Regions from separate parts of the Mus musculus genome. Here region 2 is linked to region 1. Evidence: chromatin loops called from intact Hi-C (ENCODE). Cell type or tissue: heart. All regions are shown on one strand. Each heading gives the region's core, and the rest is flanking DNA. Links, peaks and the distances in the headings are about the cores only.

Region 1 (7,725 bases), core at 3,121-5,620:
GGCAGGCTTTGCAGTGCATCGTGCTTTAATCCTCACTCCACGAAGAAGCTGTAGGCTTTGGCAGGGTGAGTTCTTCTTAGATGGTTTGGACTTGAGGCTTATTTCTGTCATTACTAGCTCTTTGACCTTGGGCAAGTTATTCAACAGTAAATGATCTGTACAATGGGGCTTCTTATGGTTCCTGTGCAGCCTATCCAAGGCAGCATGAGGACGGGACTTGAATTGATACCTGGAACACTTTTGCTGATGTACCCAGTTTATGGTTTGGCCTGTGACAGCCGTTATTTATACAGAGCAACAGAATTATTGATCCACTGGCCAAATGACAAAACAAAAATTTAAATGAAGTCATCTGCCTCAGGTCACATACCGAAAAAAGGGATGGCCTCCCACATCTGCACGGTGGTGACTGAGACCATCGTTTCTTGTGCCATGTACGCCTAGGTGGGCAAGTTTGAAAAATACACCACATGGACTTGTCTTTGAGCCTGGGCTCTGCAGGACCATATGCTAAAGTGGGCTAGAGAAGTCTCATCTTTTAGCAATTTTCAAGTAGATCTTTCTCTGTGAATGGTCCCTCTCTAGACCCCATCTCTTAGCAGGAGTTGACAGTATTGGCAGACTGATGGGATGCTCGCCAGAGTGATTAGTTGTTTTGCCTTGAAACCTATTTCCAACGCCTCAGAGAGACGAGGCCCATCTGCTATGGTAACTTCCCAGAAACTCATCGCCTGGAGATCAAAAGTAGGATTTTGGAGCCAGACAGGCCTGGGTTTGTATCACTGGGTTTGTATCAATTGATGTTGGGATGGTGCCTCACGGTTTTCCTCCTTTGAGATGCGGTCTCACTATGTAGCCTTGGCTGGTCTGGAACTTGCTATGTAGGCTAGGTTGGCCTCAAACTCATGGAGGTCCACTTAACTCTGTCTCTCTAGTGCTGAGATGAAAGGTGTGCAGCACCATACCCAGTTCAGGGTTTCACATTTTTGTGGGTTAGTCTGTGTGTGTAAAATGGGGTGGTTTCGCGTCTACTTCCTGGAGTTAAGGGTTGAGTGAGGTCTCACATAGCACTAACAACAGCAGAGTATAAGAAGCTTGAACTTCAGGTTGATCAATGGCTACTAATAGTTTAAGTCCTAAGATTACCAATAACATTATAGGGCTTTTATGTATAGCTGATGCACACCATCTCTGTTTTCGGTGGCAGATATATTCCAAGGCCCCAGTAGACTCCCAAGATCCTGGGGGTTACCGACTCCTGTGTACACCTGTGTATACATGGGCACAAACCACATGCCATCCCCTTAAGGCCACCCACATGCTGTGTGACTTTTGCAATTTGAAATGCTACAGGGAAACTAATTTTTTTTTCCTTTACAGTTACAAAGGTGGGGTTGTTCTTGTCATCTTATTTATAAATACATCCCCTTGTTGCTTTTGTTCCTTATTAAGTCCTGACCTTTACATCTTCACTTAAAGGAAACCCTCTTACTATTCTCTGTGACATATTACACTGGCTGGCATCACTACTCTTGTGCTTTGGGGCCATAATGAGATAAATCAAGGCTATTGGAACACAAATACTGCAAAACGTTGGTAGTTAGTAAAGCCAAGATGGCTGCTATGTAACTATTGGGAAGGTAGTATGTAGAGTGTGGTCACAGCAGACCAAGGGATATTCACATCCTAGATGAGAGTCAGTGGAATGGAATGAGATTTCAATTCACTACTCAGAATAGCTTGTAATTTAACATTTGAATTGCTTATTTCTGGAATTTTTAAAAATATTTTTAGCTCAAAGTTGATCACCAGGTAACTGAAAAGGAGACTGAAACAAAGAGGGAGTGCCATGTTTCAATTCTCCGAATGAATCACTGACATTTGGTTTCATCCGGTGTTTTCTGTTGGAGACCGCAGGTTAGACAGAGCACTGCCTGGGAGCACTGCCTGATTGTCACTAGGCTCATGGGATGACCAACCAGGGATTTGAAGTCTCTCTGCCTTTTGTATCTCTCATCTTGAGTTAAAAGCAAATGCTGACTATTCAATTAACACCACCAGTGAGAATACTCTAGAATCTATTATCTTTACTGTCTAGGAAAACAACAGAGCCCAGACCTTTACTGTGAGCTCTGGGCTGGTTTATCAATTCTATATTTGGCTTCTCTACAAGATAGTTTATAAACCTGGCCCAAACAGAATTTCCCATATGCTCCTTCAAGCTGGTTCAAGTCTCTGCTTTCAGTAAATAACAATATCTATTGTTTTGCACAGGGAAAAAATAGCTAAAGCTGCCTTTATCTGTTTTGTTTCCTCTAGCCTGCCAATCACCAAGCCCTGTGCATTCTTCCTCCTGTAGCTCTCCTGAATCCCTTGCTTTTTCTCCATCCCATTCCTGTGACTGGTCCAGGCCTGGCCTGCCCTGCAACATCACCTTCACCTCACCTGCTGACCCCTGTGCTGCTCTAATCCTATTCTTTTTCTATCACAGGCAGATGGTCTCTTAAAGACACTCCCCTGTGTGAACCCTTCTAGATCTCAATCTTTTTCATAATAGACAGAGCCCTATCTATCTATATGCCTGCCTGCCTGCCTGCTACCTGCCTGCCTGCCTGCCTGCCTGCTGCCTGCCTGCCTGCCTGCCTGCCTGCTGCCTGCTGCCTGCTACCTGCCTGCCTGCCTGCCTGCCTGCTGCCTGCTGCCTGCTACCTGCCTGCCTGCCTGCCTGCCTGCTGCCTGCTGCCTGCTGCCTGCTGCCTGCTGCCTGCTGCCTGCCTGCCTGCCTGCTGCCTGCTGCCTGCCTGCCTGCCTGCCTGCCTGCCTGCCTGCCTGCTGCCTGCTGCCTGCTGCCTGCCTGCCTGCCTGCCTGCCTGCTGCCTGCTGCCTGCTGCCTGCTGCCTGCTGCCTGCTGCCTGCTGCCTGCTGCCTGCTGCCTGCTGCCTGCTGCCTGCTGCCTGCTGCCTGCCTGCCTGCTGCCTGCCTGCCTGCTGCCTGCTGCCTGCTGCCTGCTGCCTGCCTGCCTGCCTGCCTGCCTGCCTGCCTGCCTGCCTGCCTGCTGCCTGCCTGCCTGCTGCCTGCTGCCTGCTGCCTGCTGCCTGCTGCCTGCTGCCTGCTGCCTGCTGCCTGCTGCCTGCTGCCTGCCTGCCTGCCTGCTTGCTTGCCTGCTGCCTGCTGCCTGCTGCCTGCCTGCTTGCTTGCCTGCTGCCTGCTGCCTGCCTGCCTGCCTGCTGCCTGCTGCCTGCTGCCTGCCTGCTGCCTGCCTGCCTGCCTGCCTGCCTGCTGCCTGCTGCCTGCTGCCTGCTGCCTGCTGCCTGCTGCCTGCTGCCTGCCTGCCTGCTGCCTGCTGCCTGCTGCCTGCTGCCTGCTGCCTGCTGCCTGCTGCCTGCTGCCTGCCTGCCTGCCTGCCTGCCTGCTTGCCTGCCTGCCTGCCCATCCACCTGCTTGCCTGCTGCCTGCTGCCTGCCTGCCTGCCTGCCTGCCTGCTTGCTTGCCTGCCTGCCTGCCCATCCACCTGCTTGCCTGCTGCTGTACCTGCTGCTTCTGGATCTAGTAAGGTGGGTTCCCTTTGAGTATACAGCTGCCTTTCCTGGGAGTTGTCTCTTCTATCCCTGCTCCCTGAGACCATTTCTCCCCTACTTCCAGTCTTGGCACAAGTAAACATTTCTCCAAATGAGAATATCCCATCAGTGTGCTTGCACCCAAGCCAGGCTGACCACTTCATTACATGCTTGCCACCCTTGTATGGAATTCATCAGACTTGCAAGCACTTGCTTACTATCCATTTTTTTTTTTTTTTTTTGCTTACTTGTAAGGTCCACAAGAGTTTGCATTTTGTTTTAAACTAGGCTGATACCACTGGAATGTGGGAGGATGGTTCCTGTGTTGCCTGTTAGGGAATCCTGTGTGGTAGCTGCCTGACTTCTTGCTATCAAGGCTCCTATTCTCTTGTCTCCTGTACAGCAGCTAGTTTTAGAAAATAAAGTTTGCTTCTAGTTCTGAGGCCTTGGGGTTGTGTTTGTTATCACCCAGGCTGGGGACTTTCCTCGTCTGTGCAGAACAGAAGGCATCAGGAAGCTGGAAGGCAAGCCTTAGTGGCAGTAGCAGGGAGCAAGAGTTACTTTGGAATGAGCAGGTGACCTATGTGTGGTGCTCCACAATCGGGAAAACCTTGCGAGACCCATGGAGAGAAGCAGAGTGTTGCTGTGGTGACAGAGATGGCATTTTTCTGCTGGAACCTGGTGGGTGAATGTGCAGAGCGGTTTCTATTTGATCCGGAACTGTAAAAATATGGCATTTAAAAACTCTCAAGGGTTTTGGAGTTACATTCACACCTACAGTTGCAGCCTGGTCATCTGGGCAGAACTGTGTGGGTTTCTATTTAAAAGCTCTAGAGTTCAGCAATCACCACAGGGGCAAGCGCAGATGGCTGTGCCTTGCCAAGTTCCAGGGCTCAGTACACACCATGGGGCTGAAATGCTGCCAAAGTCACTCTTCTGTTTTGACAGTGACAAGAGTGGTTGGAGGCTCTGGGCTTCCTTTGCTTTCCCCAAACTGTTGTGGCACAGCCCTGCTCTTGGCCTGGCAGAACGAAATAGAATAGTGCTATAAAAATAGTAAGCAGCACTTGCACAGCCCTGGAGTTCCATGTACTGTCTTGGCTGGTCTTCACACTCAGAATCGATTATTTCCGATTATCAGTTGATGGAGGGTGGGGGTGGGTCAGGTGAGGGGGAGCTGAAGTTTCAAGAGGTTGAGATATGTCCCTGATCACATAACTTCTGGTGAGAGCTATGACTCATCTGTGCCTGGAGCTTCTCTTCTCCATCCTCCTTCACACATTAGGGAACTGAGACACAGAACAATTCCTTTGCCAGTTGGATTCTGATGGGACTTTTGACTCCAGAGTCCAAGCTCTTAGTGAACCTTTTGGATTTCAAGATGTTCAATCCTCCTGACAAGACACCATGACACCTTATAACATTTTAGAGGTGAATCTGCACCAAAGAATTGGAGGAGTCCATCCTTTCAAACCTGCTTTGAGAGAATTCCACAGTCTCTGAGAAACATAGTTCAGATATTCCATCCTTCTACATGGAGTCACTATGTAGTCGAGGCAGGCTGCATATGACTTATGAACCTAAGAGGGAGTGGTGGGAAACATGAGAGTTAACAGTCATGTCAGAGGTACACTGCCTTGAGGCAGTGTCTCATGTAGCCTAGGCTGGCCCAAACTTTATTCATTGTGTAGCTAAGGATGACCTTGAATTCTTGGTTGTCTTGCCTCCACTTCTCAAGTGCTGATATAGGCATACACCACCACCATGCCTAGCCCAAAGTTCAGAAACAAAACTCATGATAAAGCATTGCTTTTGTATCAAAAGCAACATAGGGTCTGTGTAAAAAAAAAAAAACAACAAAACCAAAACCAAACAAACAAAAACAGCAGCAGCAACAACACATATGCATGCATGCATGCACTCATGCACACACACACACACACACACACACACACACACACACACACACACACTGCTCTAAACATAGGGCTGTGGACAGAGCTGAGTGATAGAGTACTATGTGCTCAAGGCCCTGGTTCAATTCTCAGTGCCAGGGAAAGAAGCACATTGTTTGCTCTCTCTGCCTGTGAGAGTTAGGCCATTGAATATTATAAATTAGACAGCCATGCTTCAAAGATACTATGAAGTGCCTTCTCTGGGAAGGAGTATGGCTATATAAGATAGCATATGGCTGATGTATTCATCCAACCGTGCCTGGCTTTGGATCTGAGGACCCTCACAGCAGCCCTGTCTGTCTCTGGGCCAGCACTGTAGCAGTTGGGCCTAGTATGCAATGTTTCCTGGCCAGCACAGATATGCCTGGGTAACATGCATCTCGACAACTGCACATGCCTGCTGCACTCATGTTCTGTACAGTCCTGGATCTGGCCCTGGGGCGCTCTTACTGACAGCCCTGGATACATACAGACAGTGCTTTGCTTTTCGACTCTTTACTATAGACAACTCAGATACAACAGTCTACTTTCTATCTGCCCAAAGCAACCATCGAGTGTCAATTTCTTGTCTGTTTAGCATCCAGCCACGCCTCTCTCGGGTCACTTTGAGTGGATGGTGCCTTACATACTTAAAGAATCCCTAGTCAAGAATTACATCTAGAGTCACTTGACCTCATTTAAATGTCCCTTGCTCCCCTAATTACCATCATCAGGCTAGTGGTTTGCAGTCCACAGCCCTGGCTTTGCCACCTCTGCCTGGGTTTGAATTCTAACTTTAGTTCCCTTTGTTGAGCCTTGAGTTACTTCATTTACATTGATCCTAGTAGGATTTTGTCTGACATACTCTTAAAAAATATTTACCTGAATGATCACAGCTGGGAAATATTTAGGAAAAGAAGGATAAAGATTTTTATATCTCAGATAGATAGGAAATCTGTTGTTATTGTTCCAAGTGGCTGGTTGGGAATTCTCCTGTTCTGTCCACACAAGAAATCACACACAGAGCAAGGGCAGCTCCTGGGTCCCTGGTGCTTACAAACAGGGTTTCTAAATATGGAGATTTAGAAATGCCACACACGAGAGTGAGAGGCTTATGGCTCTACCCTTCAAAGCCAGAGGCGTATTGCTCTGGGATAGGAACTCTGACATCCCACAGCTTCTGAGCTTCAGGACTCTTAGCTCTTTAACCCTTGGCTTCTCTCTCAAATACTTCTCAGGAGCTAGGCATGCAATCCTTCTAGCCTACACTCTCATCTCTGCTTATCTGCAGCCCCCATGGGCTCAGCTTTCAACTGTCCTTCATTGGTTTAGCCTCTTGCAGTTTATCTATCCTTAGGCATTCTTTGAGACTCTTCAGCCACCTCCCGGTGTTAAAGCTTAGAGCTTCAGCTAATGGGGTCTTTAGCTCTTGGTGGCTTTCTGAAGCTCTTGCTTCTCAGCATTAGGGACTTGGGGTGCCTAGCTGTTGTACTTCTTGGTAAATCTAAGCCGTCTCCTGGCCACTGGTGCCACCACTACTGCTTTTCCCAGGGCCAGTAGTTCTGGCTTCCTGCTTGCTCTTTGTTCAGCCAACCGAGCCTGTGATAGAGAGCACCAGCCGATAAAACATTCAAGAAAAGACTCTGCTATGCTTAACGTACATCGGTGGTGGTAGATGACTATGAGACCTCCCAAACTAACCATAAAGTGGTGGCAAGCAACCTGCTTATATAGTTAGAAGAGGGGACTTGGCACACTTTTGCTTGGAGTATAATTCCACCAATCACAGCCTTGTAGATTTACAGTTTCCCATTCTGCCAACACAATCATCACATAAGCTCAATCACAAACCTTATGCAGATACAACCCCTCTTCTGTCAATCATGGGCCTTTTGCAAGACACGGGTGTGAGGTGGGGGTGGGGGTGCTCCTCCTCCTGGTCAACCTTGCTAAGGACTGTTGGTACCAGGCTCAGAGCAGCTGTTGGCAGGGCCATCAGGAGGTTGCAGATGAGCTGAAGTTTCCCAGTCCTGGTGCTGGCAGGACTGTAGCATGGCCTCCTGTGCAGAGGTGTGTGACCTAATACCAGCTGTGGTTGCAATGTCTTCCAGTTGGAGTGTGGCTTTCCCAAAGTGTCCTTGTAGTGTTCAAAGTGACCAGGATGCTATGATGACAGTCTGGTTGTTTGATGAAAATGGAGATTGTTTTGCTCAGTTGAAAGATATCATGTAAGG
Region 2 (7,725 bases), core at 2,485-4,984, 80 kb after region 1:
ATTCTCTACTTTCTCTTTTTGGATCATAAGTCAGATTTAGTCATGGGTGGAAAATCCTTTCTATACATTGCATTTTCTTTTCTGGATTTTGGGTCTATTTTTCTGAGATAAATATTTTTATTATTTTATTTAAAACAATATACAATAATATATTGTGCAAAATTAAAGGGTAGCATCATGGAGAAGTGTAAGGAACTGAATTTAGTTTTACAGCTGTGATTCCTAACTAAAAGTAGCACTTGGTAACTGTCTTAGTTAGGGTTTTACTGCTGTGAACAGATACCATGACCAAGGCAACTCTTGTAAGGAAAACATTTAATTGGGGCTGGATTATAGGTTCAGAGGTTCAGTCCATTACATCATGGCAGAAACATGGCAGCATCTAGGTAGGCATGGTGCAGGAGGAGCTGAGAGTTCTACATTTTCATCTGAAGGCTGCTACAGAATACTGGCTTCCATGCAGCCAGGATGAGGGTCTTATTTCCCAAATCCACAGTGACATATCTACTATGGCAAGGCCACACCTATTCCAGGAACAGAGCCATACCTTTTAATAGTGCCACTCCCTGGACTGAGCATAACAAACCATCACAGTAACTAAGAGAAAGCAGAAAATGTTATTTAAAGATGCATATGCCGTGTGTGTGTGTGTGTGTGTGTGTGTGTGTCTGTGTCTGTGTCTGTGTCTGTGTCTCTGTGTGTGTGAGTGGTAATCATATGACTGATTAACTATCTCTTTGGGAGACCCAGATACTCAATACTTATAGATCATTGCTTTAGCATAATTATTGACATTGTTTTGATTAACTTGTAAACCTTTAGACCTATTGGGTCCAGTGTAATGGTGCATCACTTACTTTTCACTGCTGTGATAAAAAACAATGACAAAAAAAGCAAGATAGGGAAGAAGAGGTTTACTTTACTTTCAGGTCCAGAGGGGACAGAGTCCTTCATGCTGAGGAAAACATGGTAGCAGATCGTGAGGCTAGCCTGGCTGTCAGGAAGCAGATCACATTTCAACCCCAAGGAAGGAGGAGGGAAGGAGGAAGAAAAGGAAGGAGGAATGGAGAGAGAGACAGAGAGACAGAGAGACAGAGAGACAGACACAGAGAGAGAGAGAGAAAGAGAGAGAGAGAGAGGGAGAGAGAGAGAGAGAGAGAGAGAGAATATCAAGCAGGGCCAACCTAAAAATACCTGCAGTGGTTTACCTCCTCTTACAGCAAGGCTCCCAGTAGCCTTCCCAACAGCACCATCAGCTGGGGGCTACATTTCCCATTACACAGACTGTAGGGGGCATTGCTCATTCAAACCACCATGGCTGGCTTGATACTGGGTGCAATTAATGTGGCATTGCAATGTCCAGCATGCATTCCAGGGATAGACTGAACTGGGGTGATGAGGGAATGAAGAAATGACAGACAGACAGACAGACAGACAGACAGACAGACAGAGAAACTAGGGTCAGGTGTGGTCTTGTCTGTATGGCAGAGAAACCTCGGTACCCTGAAATCTCAGTGTGTTTATTGTAAACAGTTGAACAGGGAGGTGGGATTGTTATACCACTGAACAAGGAGGCAGATACAGATAATCTTCATAGGAGCAGTTTCTGTAGTGGAGCAGACTTACGGCTGTAAGCATCCATGGGAAGAAAGCTACAGTGGGCATTTTCTGTAGCATTTTCAACATCTGCACGCAGACAGGAAGAAGGCTTTGTCATCCTTCTGAGCCTCTCCCTGGTTGGAGGATGAGGTAGGGCTTTGCGGTTTTTCCATGGGTCTGAGGCCAGGGTCCTTGACACGGATGGCTCATGTCAACCACAGACATTTACCCAGGACTTCCTACACTGCAGGCTTCCTCCACTCCCCACACGGAATGATCAAATAAAGCCAGCTAACACAGCCATCACCTTGCTCACCTATCATTCTTCTAAGACATTTGAAAGTTGCTGTTAGTTATTCTGAAATGCACATTACAGTTGACTATAGTTCTCAACTGTGTGATGGGGCTCAGAGCTCTTTGAACCTTGGTGCTCTGAGGTCAGGAACTCCCAGCAAGTCCCTCTCTGTGCCCAGCTTCTGGTAGCTTCTTCTCACAACTTGAGTTCCACTTTATTAGACTCCCACCCCATCCCCAGTAAGTGAGATCTCTGTGTGTCACTTGCCCTTCTGTGTCTGGCTCATCTCCACTAGCATATCTTTCATGTTCATCCATTTTGTTATGGTGACAGGTTTCCCTATTTTTAAGTGAACAGAGCAGTTCACCTCTTTATGTACACACTTAAATCCCTTCCTCCCTTCACTGGACAACTAAGCTTCCACATCTTTCCTGCTGTGAATATCGCTGCACCGAATACAAGTGTGGGGATCTCCCCTCAGCATCCTGACTTCATGTCCTTTGTGTACTCAGAACAGGGATCCCATGCTTATCCTGTGTTCCTTTTTAAGTATATGAGAGATCCATTTTCAGCATCTGCCTGGTGCTTGTTAGCTTTCATCATTTGGGAAAGGACTAGCAGATACTTCATATGGACACATAGGGTGTGAGACTCTGCAAGCTGGGGGTTGGAGCAATGGCCCAGATGACAGCTGTGCCATGCACCTTTCTGGAAGCATAGCAGAATATCATTAATCGTGTCGGGGTGGGCTCTCTATCATGGCATGGGTCTTAAGCTGGGCCAGTCATTGGTTGACTATTTCTTCAATCTCTGCTTCATCTTTACCCCTACAGATCCTGTTGGCAGGAGAAATTATGGGTCTAAGATTTTGTGGCTGGGCTGGTGTCCCAGTCCCCCCATTGGTCTTTTCTGGCCACAGGAGGTGGCCATTTTAGGCTCCATATCCCTCACGGCTAGGAGTCCCAGCCAGAGCCACCCTTATAGATTTCCAGGAGCCTCCATTATCCTAGGTTTCTAGCTCATCCAAGAGATGCCCCCGCCCCACCCCACCCCCAATTCCAGTTCTCCCTGCCCATACTCTCTCCAAAGTACAGGGTAACCATGCTACAATCCGCAGACCTGAGGAAGTTAAGTTACAAGAAAGGCTGGGCTTGAATCTCACTGAGAAGGAGAGATAGAGTGGACATTAGGGGTGAATAGAGGGAGGGAATGGAGTGGGAGAGGGGTTGGGGAGGGGAGCAGGAAGGACTTGGCTGATTTAACTTCTGAGATGTGATTTCATGACAATTGGGTTCAACCAAGAGTCCTTAGTTATCGAGACTAAGGCAAAACCAAAGAGTTTGGGTTATCCTTAATCCCATGTAAACTCCCAAAAGCACCCAGAGATGTGAGCAGGACGCCCCACCTCCCAACCCCTATTCAACAGAGGCAGGAGGCAGCTGGAGTCATGTGGGCTGCAGGCTTAGTGAGTGCTTCAGAGGGAGAGAGGAAGGGAGAAACTGACTTGATTCAGGAAATGCGGGAGTGTCTGGAGAGTGAATGGACAAGACGGTAATCAGCGCAGGGCTGGCTAATTGAGACAGCAGATGAAGGGCAGCAGGCTGCTTTCCAGACCCAGTTTAACAGGAGAGGGAAGGGAGATCTAATAGGAAGCCATGGAGACTTTTAAAATAAGCAGATAACGGCTGGGAGGCAGGCCGACTCCATTCATTCACAGACAGCCTCATGGAGAAAGCAGATTAGATCCCAGGACTTTCTTCACACTTGGGCTGACCGCATCCAAAGGCCTCCGCTCACCCTCTTGCTCTTGGCTCCTCTTAGGACCATTTCTGAAGGTTAAAAGGGTCTACAAGGCTAAAAAGGGGATGACATAACCTGGTGGTGCCAGACACATGGCTGCCTGCCACAGCCAGATGCCAACAGTGGAGGCTCAGAGCTGTCCAAGGCTGCCAAGCCCTTGGGGATCCGCATTATATAAGGTGGTGGCTGCCAACTACCTGTACATGGAACTAAGCCAGGGTCAGAGAATCTGGGGCAGGTCCGCAAGAAACTTGCCTAAGCCTTTTTGCCGGGAGCTATTTCTTAGATGGAGAGGTTTAAAACATGGAAGGAAGCCACAGAAACAAAACTAATTTAGAACAGAAAAAATAGCTTGCAAGGAAGTCTAGGTTTATGAAGATGGCTCAAACAAAGCAATTAGCTACTGAAAGACCAGAAGTCAAGATACTCAAGGTTGCTGTTGCATCTTCCTAGCAATCTTCTCACTTGATTGGCTTATTCTCAAAGGTGTTCATCTATCTGATGACATCATCATTTCAGAAGTCAAAAATAACATTGCTTTTTTTCTTTTAATGCATAGTAGGTTGTACATGTGTGCTGCATAGACATGAGTGTGCCGAGGTATAAGCCTGCATGAGCACAGATGAAGAGAGCCAGCAGAGGACATTGGGTGTGTATGCCTTCGTTGCTCTTCATTCTAGTGCCTTGAGGTGAGGGTTTCTCATGGAATCTGGAGGTCACCGATTTGGCTAGGGTGACCAGCAAACTCTTGGGGTCTGCCTGTCTCTGGACACTCCCTCCTACACCTTCCCCCTCCTACTGTGCTATCTATGGTTACAGGTACACACAGCTTTGACCAGCCTTTAACATGTGTATAGGGGATTTGAACTCCAGGTTTACTCTTACCCATTAAACCATTTCCCTAGCTCATTAGTTTTAAAGGGAGTCTATGGCTTATGATTCAAGGTTCACATATTTTGGAGTCTACAAGATAAGTCTAGCTGCCCACATCACCCTCCCCCTCAACCTTGCTTTCTCTGTTATTTTCCATCTCGAGTGGGTGTCTCACAATTTCTGGCTTTGGAACCAGCCTAGCTAGTAGTTACTCATGAAGGAGGCACATAAGACCATCTTCCTCCTTAATTCCCACAAGGGTGTCCATTTGTTCTCATGGGTTTGCTTAGCTATCTCATTCACATCATTGATCTGATGCTTTCTTTTATTCGGTTGGTTTTACTCACACAGGTGTCACAAAGGATGTTGATGAATACACAGGTGCCCCTTTGTGATGTGGTAACACAAGTAGGACCATAAGACACAGAGCCATGGGAGTCCATTTCTGTCTGAAAGCTTTATAGAGCCTTCAGGGGTGGACTTTTATTCCTCTTATGTGCTAGAAGTATTTTTATTGTCCTTATTAGCTTGTCTACTGAGAGCAGGAACCAATAATTATTCAGTTCTTTTCTCCCAGGTTTCAGCTGCAGTGTCTATAATCTACAGTCCCTTGTTATTCCTGGCCAGACAGAATGCGGTGTCCTCACCATCCATCCCTCTAGGGTTTCATAGCTATAAAAGAGATGCCAGGCCAATTTCTTTGCAGAAAAAAATTTATAGGCATCACTTTCACATGTGATGTACGGTGTCTATTCCTTACTGATGGGCTTATCACACCCATTAAAATGTGTTCTGCTATGTCACATTTCTGGTGTGCTTTTGTTTACAAATTTAAATTTCCCAACTACAGTTGAGGGGAAAAGGACACATTAAACATATATACATCAGCATGAACTTGGAAAGTGTAACACTCTCAGAAAGTTGCATAATATTTCATTCACCATTATCACCCACATTTTGAATTGTTTCATAGAAAAGGCCAATTGTTTTAGGTTAATTCTTAATCTTGGATTTTTTAAATTGTCTTTTAGCTTATGATTTGAAGATCCTTAGAGAAACATTTTCTAAGTTTTAAGCTACCATCTGAAGATTGGTTTATTCTAGTTTAATATATGGACAGCCTATTTCCTTGACCTTTAGAGGTGGATTAGGAAGAAATATAAAAGGGCTTTCTCAGATGCCCATCAAAACAGCACTACTAGCCAGCACTCAGCTGCTGTGCCAGAATTCAGAAAGCAGAGGCAGATGATATCTGTGAGTTTGAGGCTAGCTTGGTCTACATACCAAGTTCCAGGCCAGCCAGGGCTACAGAGGCAGATCCTGTCTCAAAAACAAAACAAAACAAAACCCCAAAACAAAAACAAAAAACCCTAAACCAACCAACCAACCAACCAACCAACCAACCAACCAAAGCTACACCACTAAGCACAGCTGAATTGGTCCCCCTTGCTCCTGGGTGACAGATTCCTGTTTGGCATTATCGGGGCAGCTAGCCCCTGCTTCACGGGCAGTAGCAAGCACCTGCTCTATGAATCCCCCTGCTTTTGGAGTAGGTTTGTGAATCACTGAGCTCAGCCCTTCATACTGACTTACAGATGTCTATTGTACTTTCCGTGTCAGCCCCACCCTTGCCCCGTGGGCCCATTGCCTCAGTGACCACTAGACAGAACACAAAACTCACTGTGGCTCTGCCCACGCTTTGCCTGTGAGACTCAACCTGTTTTTCAAAACCCTTTTTAAAAAATTTCTGTACTAAGTAACAAATTTCCTTATGACAAGTTCATGCATATTTCATTTGATCGAACACCCCTTCAGCACCCCCATCTCTCTGCCACACTTCTGTATCCCTTTATTCCCCCAGATTTCCACTCCCCCCTTTTTAGTATTTTTATTAGATATTTTCTTTATTTACATTTCAAATATCCCCTTTCCTAGCTTCTCCTCTGAAAATTCCCTATCCCCACCACCTCCCTCTACTCCACAACCCACCCACTACTGCTTTCTAGTCCTGGCAATCCCCTATACTGGGGCATAGACCCTTCACAGGTCCAAGGGCCTCTCTTCCCATTGATGACCGACTAGGCCATTTTCTCTGCTAAATATGCAGCTAGATCCACAAGTCCCTCCATGTGTTTTCTTTGCTTGGTGTTTTAGTCGCAGGGAACTCTGGGGGTACTGGTTAGTTCATATTGTTGTTCCTCCTAGGGGGCTGCAAACCTCTTCAGCTCCTTGGGTTCTTTCTCTAGCTCCTTCATTGGGGACCCTGTGCTCTGTTCAATAGATGGCTGTGAGCATCTACTTCTGTATTTGTCAGGCACTGGAAGAGCCTTTCAAGAGACAGCTTTATCAGCTAGTTCTGATAAAGCTAGCTCCTGTCAGCTAGCTCTTGTTGGCATCTACAATAGTGCCTGGGTTTGGTGGTTGTTTATGGGGTGGATCTCCAGGTAGGGCAGTCTCTGGATGGTCATTCCTTCAGTCTCTGCTCAGAACTTTGTTTCTGTGACTCCTTCCATGGGTATTTTGTTCCCCTTCTAAGAAGGATTGAAGTATTCACACTTTGGTCTTCCTTCTTGAGTTTCATGTGGTTTATGAATTGTATCTTGGGTATTCTGAGCTTCTGGGCTAATATCCACTTATCAGTGAGTCCATATCATGTGTGTTCTTTTATGATTGGGCTACCTCACTTAGGATGATATCCTCCAGATCCATCCATTTGTCTATGAATTTCATAAATTTATTGTTTTTATTAGCTGCATAGTACTCCATTGTGTAAATGTACCACATTTTCTGTATCCATTCCTCTGTTGAGGGATATCTGGGTTCGTTCCAGCTTCTGGCTATTATAAATAAGCTAAACAAAGAATTCTCAACTAAGGAATACTGAATGGCTGAGAAGCACCTAAAAAATGTTCAACATCCTTAATCATCAGGGAAATGCAAATCAAAACAACCCTGAGATTCCACCTCACACCAGTCAGAATGGCTAAGATAAAAAACTCAGATGCTGACAGCAGATGCTGGTGAGGATGTGGAGAAAGAGGAACACTCCTCCACTACTGGTAGGATTGCAAGCTGTTACAACCACTCTGGAAATCATTTTGTCGGTTCCTCAGAAAATTGGACATAGTACTACCAGAAGATCCAGCAATACCACTCCT

What was found. Hi-C counts contacts between places; a loop is a spot of excess contacts. Peaks named below come from ENCODE experiments on the same cell type or tissue, not always from the same donor. Only the 100,000 strongest peaks of a DNase experiment are listed, where the experiment ranks them.
Region 2: a loop joins it to region 1, with 4 times the contacts of the local background. A loop is called at or near these places in 3 of 42 quality-filtered maps.

Annotation. Positions count from the first base shown.
Region 1 is chr6:49,586,990-49,594,714 of GRCm38, forward strand. No RefSeq gene overlaps it. Among named protein-coding and RNA genes, the nearest start is that of Gm31226, 43 kb to the right of the region's middle. In heart, for the core only: no CTCF peak of the experiment used is centred there; a DNase peak (open chromatin) is centred at 4,452.
Region 2 is chr6:49,667,386-49,675,110 of GRCm38, forward strand. It overlaps Gm31226 (a long non-coding RNA gene), which reads left to right. Exons shown (of 5, transcript XR_377650.2): 3 at 4,257-4,343. Among named protein-coding and RNA genes, the nearest start is that of Gm31226, 38 kb to the left of the region's middle. In heart, for the core only: no CTCF peak of the experiment used is centred there; a DNase peak (open chromatin) is centred at 3,786.